2 separate regions of the Mus musculus genome follow, and region 1 is linked to region 2. Evidence: chromatin loops called from intact Hi-C (ENCODE). Cell type or tissue: left cerebral cortex. All regions are shown on one strand. Each heading gives the region's core, and the rest is flanking DNA. Links, peaks and the distances in the headings are about the cores only. Region 1 overlaps Fer (fer (fms/fps related) protein kinase). Region 2 holds the start of Pja2 (praja ring finger ubiquitin ligase 2).

Region 1 (2,914 bases), core at 329-2,828, 200 kb before region 2:
TCAGGGAGATAAAATCAGTCCTATGTCCAAGGACCCATCTTCTAGAAGCTTTGGCTTAGGTCTGTTGTGTTAAGCTGTGCTGTTGGTGTTACTTAAAACATTTTTAAAGAGGCACTATTAAAGGGCACCGCCCACCCCCATCTTTAGCCACCTAATTCCCCTCTTCATGCTCATGTTCAAGTCGTGGAGGTGTAAGGTGTGACTGTCGATCTTAGGGTGTATCAAACTCAAGGGAGAAGGAGGTTATTTCTGGTTTATGTTTCCAGAGGGACATGGTCTGTCCTGGCAGGGAAGACATGGCAGCAGGGGACTGGCTCGTCACATTGCATCAGGAAACAGTGCTGGAGCATAAGGCATAAGCACTTGCCCCCAATGACTTGCTTCCTCCAGCAAGGCTTCCTGGCCTTCCCAGACACCATCGCCCCTTAGGGACCAATTGACCACACACACATGAGCCTGTAGGGGACATCTCACATTCAATCCTCAGCTCTCCCCAGTAATTAAACAATAGGACACTCAGACAACATAGCTTGTATCTCTTCCACTCCCAGTCTAGCTTTCAACAAAAGTACAGGGTTTATAAAGAAACGGGTAGTCTATTGATCTTCAACTAAGAAATAAAGTCATTTATCTGTCCATTACTGAAAAGGTTTTCCAGCAGGGAGTGAGATAAGGGGTCTTCCCTAGGGAAGAGCACACCAGTAGGTGGCCCCTAAACATGCACACAAGTAACAGGGTACGGACTGAAGAGGCTACATTTAGAAATATATATGTATACACATGCTTGCAGTGAGAGTCAGAAGGGGAACATGGGAGGGTTTGGGTGGAGTAAAGAGAGAAATTATGTAATTATAGTCTCAAAAATTATTTAACAAGTTAACCATTGGCCACCTGCTTGTTTGGAGATCAGAGTGGAGCCCACAACATAACTAAGCAGACGTTCCTCTCAGTTAACTGGTGTGATGTAACTACTGAGACCCTGGAATGAGAGGGATTCAGGACTTTCTGCTTCCATGTTGTTGGCTACCTGGCCTGGGCAAGACGGCTCCTCCTCTATGCATATGTAAATTTAGAGCCTTCTCTCCAGCCCACTGAGTACCATGAGGGTCAGACGTTGAAGCAGCAGCACAGTGCCCTCAGCTTACTCTGCAGTGGTGACATTAGCCAGGTGCAAAGGTCAGGCAGGTGGCATAGCCCACGTGGGATCTGTTTACAAAGTGCCTTTCTTGATCTCCTCCGGACAGTACTTTACCAGATAAAATGTAAGTCTACATAACTTAAGTTCTTCCCAAAATTAGCCTTAACCTTTAGCCACCAAATGAGTTTCATGAAAAGACCTGATGTGTAGAGAAGAAAAGTAATTTTCCTAAGCCAGCAGCACTGGCAATGTCCGTAATTACCTCCTAGCTCAGCCGGAAGCTGATTTCCACAGCTGCGGTGGATAATGAGTGTGTGCTGCAGGCTGAGGACTGCACCCCAGCACAGGCAGACTCTCGGCCATTTTACTCTCTTCCAGAATGGAAGAGGCCATTCTGTTTTAGAGGAACATGACCATTTTCTAGGAGTGTCATTTACAAATCCTGGGGTAGCAGATGGATAGGAAATGCTATGGTTCAAGAGACCTTCATGCTATGTGTGGTGACATATGCCTGTAACCCAGCACTGGAGAGGCAGAGGTAGGAGGGTCTGGAGATAAAGGCCAATCTATATCATATACACATAGACCTGTGTGTGTGTGTGTGTGTGTGTGTGTGTGTGTTTCACTTCAAAAACAAAATGCCATCAACATTACTGCAGGTGGGGTTTAGTTGTGACAGTGTGTATGTGCCATGTGTTAGACTGGGAGGGACGTTTCTGCTGCTTCTCCCTGATTTCCTATCCATCCCCACAAGGCTTCCTGGGTAGGATTTTATCTCTGTGCTTCTGCTGAAAGCGACCAAAAACATTCCTAAGAGTTCAGCTTATGTAGCTCAATAAAACAGGTGCACCAAGATATTTTGACAAAACAAGACACCATGTAATTTGAAGAACTTGTTTTTATCAGCCAGCTATGTTAATTTCCAGTCTATTCAGACCACATGGAGAAATGTATTTTCTGCAAATGAAACTATCGGTAGAGAAAATGAGACCTTTAAGCATGTAAAACTATCTACAAACAGTGATGAGTAAAACATTGAAGTTAAGAAACTTTCCTTAATGCTTTAAGTTTGTTATTTTACTGGAAAGAAAATGACACAGACAGAAGACCAAACTGTAGGAATCTGACTTATTTAATCTCCTAGGCATTGATATGTGCAAGTGTGTGTGTTTTTGTGTATATATGTATATGTATATATACATATATGTGTATATACATATATGTGTGTATAAATGTGTATATATACACATATGTGTGTCTGTACACACACACCATCCTCATCCACATATCACAGGGGACATAAGCCTGCATGCTGGCTGAATTCTTGTTCTTGGGGAAGGGAAGACATTTTGTAGCTCATTTAGTTGAACTAGCCTCCTGAAGACTTCACTTGATTGTTACCATTACTAGCCCTGGCATTAAGGCGAGTACTGAGAACCGAGAACGGGATGTTGCTGTGGTGTCCTATGGAAGCCTGACTGTGCTGTGTGGAGGCTGACGAGCTGACACGCGTAGCCAGAGCCACTGTCTTCTCATCCCATTCACTCACCGGGTTATCATTATCTCCTCCCTTTCAGGGAGATACAGTTCTGAAAGTGACGTGTGGAGCTTCGGCATCCTCCTCTGGGAGACCTTCAGCCTAGGAGTCTGCCCGTACCCTGGAATGACAAACCAGCAAGCGCGAGAGCAAGTGGAGAGAGGTGAGCCAAGGCCTTAGTGCTTCACGTCGGAGTCCACCAGGCCAGTGGTGCCCGCACACTGGCTTTGGGAGAAGAA
Region 2 (2,914 bases), core at 91-2,590:
ATTAGGGAGGCCTACATAAAACGGGAGTCTATGTCCAAGATATATAATTAGAAGAAGCAAGCTTTACACAAATGTGCTCAGCATAGCCCTCACCCCCATCCCTGAAGGAGACAACTCTGCATGTGTGTGTATCTTTCAAGATGCGTTTGTGAAAGCACTTGGAAAGATGACCACCAAACCGAAATACTGGTGGGGCACTGAAGGATGAAAATAGTCACATATTAGTATTTATTTAATACTTCTCTCTTTATACTGCTGAATTTTACACGGAGGGTGCATGTCTGTAATAGAAGAATAAAATTATTTCATATAAAAAGACATGAAATCCAGAAGACAATCACAAACATGTTACGTTTATTTCTGTTATTTTTTTACGTTCCTGTATACACTCATCAAATGACCTGTTAAGTCTTCAGCAATGACTGCCATCTTAAAAGAAATAATAGCAAATATTTCGTGATAAAAATAGAGTAAGGCCTCTTTAAAAAAAAAAAAAAGAATCGTATACTTGACAGAATGAGGATCGTCAAAGCAGTTGTCTATGTAGACATACAATTTTTTTTTTTGTTTTATTTTATTCAACTTGGTCTGGGCAGCTTTCAACTCACCATTTTTAATGTGCGCAAAAAATGATAAACCTGGAGGCATCTTGGGGTGGGGGTGGAGGTGCGGGTGGGGGCGGGGAGGGGAGCCCTGAAGGTGCCTCTGACAGGCGTGCTGGGGCCTAACGCTGACCAAGAAGACGGTAGGCCACTGGCACTGCCTGACAGGGTGCCTGGGCCTCGGTGACAATCGGGGAGGACGCAAATCCGGGAGGCAGGGATGGAAGGCGTGCCGTGCCGGGCCGGGCAGGGGCCCCGCAGGCCTAGTGCGCCACGGTCCTCCGCGGCGGGCCTGAGGGTGGGCGGCACTGGCGGGCCGCGAGGGGCAAGGCGCCGGGTCCTTGACCAGGGCACCAAGGACAGCAGACAGCCGGCGGGAGCGAGCGGGCGGCGGGCGCGGCGGCTCGGGCTAGAGCGCGGCCCCGGGCGGGATGGCCGGAGGCCTCTCAGTCGCCAACCCCACCCACCATGGCCGGCCACGGCTCGGTCCGTTCCTCGGAGACCCCCGAAGCCGAGGCGCCTGGGCAGCGGCTCCCTCACCCAGATCCGCTCTGACAGAATCAGCCAGAATGGAGAGAGAAAAAAATAAAAATTGCCCTCACCGAGATGTGCAGCGGCTCCAGAGCGAGAACAGCGCTCGATCCTCCACCCGCCACCACCGCCTTCTTCTCCGCCTCCGACTCCTCCCCCGCCGAACGCGCAGCGGCTGCAGCGGCGGCGGCGGCGGCGGCGGCGGAAGCAGAGGTGGTGACGGCGGCGGCGGCGGCGGCGCGTCCCGCCCCTTGCGCTGCGAAGGAGGCGGAGGAAGGGAGCGCTTTAGCCCCGCCCCCTGAGGGCGCAGCCAATAGACTTCACGGCCCTCTGCAGGGGGAAAAGCACGCATCCAATCGCAGTCCTAGAAGTAGGCCTACGTCATGGTTGGACGTGGCAGAAAAAGGGAAAATAACTGGGGCTGTCTCTCTGCCTGGCGCCTGCAAGCTCTCTCCCAGGCCCTTCGCGGATTGGCCGAGGAGAGTGGAGACGCGCTTGGCTCCGCCCCCTCTCTGGCCCTGCGCCCGCCCCTGCAGCACTGCGACGTTTGGGCGGGGGCGGGGCGCCGAGGCCCGATCCACTGTCAGGCCTTTTGTGGTTTGGCTGGGAGAAAAGGGCGGGGTCTCCCGAAGGGAAGGGGGTGTGGAGAGCTGAGCGCAGGACTGGCGCAGTTACACTTCTCCCTCCATTCCCGCATGCCCCCCAGCAAAATGGAGGTGCAGAATTCGGTTCCCAAGGCTGTGAGAAGTTACCCAGTATTTGCAATTTGAAGTACAAGAAAAGAAAATCCGAAACCAGTTGCAATTCTGATAGCAGCGAGGGAAAGAAACGTACGAAGAGCTTGTTTGCTGTGGTTCTCTGTGGTGCGTGGTACCCGCCCACCACTGGTCAGACCCTCGCCCTGCTCTCTGATTCTGTTTGTATAAAGCAGCTATAGGTGAGATGTAGATTTGGCCTGACCAGAGTTTAGCAGCTGACAGCTAAGTTATATCGGGTGTCAGGCTCGGAGTTATCAGCTCTCGTCTCATGCAACCAAAATAAATACAACAGCTGGAGTCCCTGGACACCTTGCTTAATTTAAACCCAGTCACAGTTTAAGTTCGTTATGTCAGTGATGCACATGTCCCCTTTTCTCATCCTGAAGCCTGCCTGCTTCTCTGATTACAGCCTAGCTCTCTTCTCTTAACTCCCCGCCCCCACCCCCAGCTTCATCACCCAGAGCTCAAAAGCCCAGGATATATTTATCACGTGGCCTCCCTACCCACACAGATTAAGAGCCCCACTTCTTGTGATGTCCTTTAGCTGTAAAATCTGCCAGTGAACTGAAACTACTTTTTCTACCATCGATGTAAAGAAATGATTCGACATTTCCCATAAAAACACGAGAAATTGCTAGACATTTTGTGAAACCAAGTTTAATTCCCAGAATACCCCAGTAGCATATATTTTACCCGCCCCCCAAATTACTCTTTTACATGTCTCCAAGTCCTTGCTCTCTTGAAAGAGAATGTATATTTTAACTAATTTTCCTTTAGAGTCTTGAAGATTGGTTCAGTTGAACACACTAACAGGTTGGCAGGTGCAGGACTTCTCAAATCTCAATCATTTCCATACCATGTCTGGGTATACTAGAATGAACTACAATCCAGAAGGGAGGGCGCATCTGTGAGAGGTTTTTCTGGTTAGTATGATGTGGGTGAATCCACTTCTAGTCTGGATCTTTGAGTTGGGAAGACATACTCCTGGTTAGATCTTGAGATGGGAAGACACAGGCTTTTGAT

What was found. Hi-C counts contacts between places; a loop is a spot of excess contacts. Peaks named below come from ENCODE experiments on the same cell type or tissue, not always from the same donor. Only the 100,000 strongest peaks of a DNase experiment are listed, where the experiment ranks them.
Region 1: it touches region 2 in a loop (2.6-fold over the local background); 2 of 42 quality-filtered maps call a loop at or near these places.

Annotation. Positions count from the first base shown.
Region 1 is chr17:64,134,995-64,137,908 of GRCm38, forward strand. Fer (fer (fms/fps related) protein kinase) reads left to right here. Exons shown (of 19, transcript NM_001037997.3): 18 at 2,716-2,838. Among named protein-coding and RNA genes, the nearest start is that of Gm46590, 3.0 kb to the left of the region's middle. In left cerebral cortex, for the core only: no CTCF peak of the experiment used is centred there; a DNase peak (open chromatin) is centred at 1,451; H3K27ac peaks cover 36 bases.
Region 2 is chr17:64,330,592-64,333,505 of GRCm38, forward strand. Pja2 (praja ring finger ubiquitin ligase 2) reads right to left here and starts at 1,292. Exons shown (of 10, transcript NM_001025309.1): 1 at 1,205-1,292. In left cerebral cortex, for the core only: a CTCF peak has its summit at 1,444; DNase peaks (open chromatin) are centred at 121, 829 and 1,572; H3K4me3 peaks cover 2,190 bases; H3K27ac peaks cover 2,158 bases.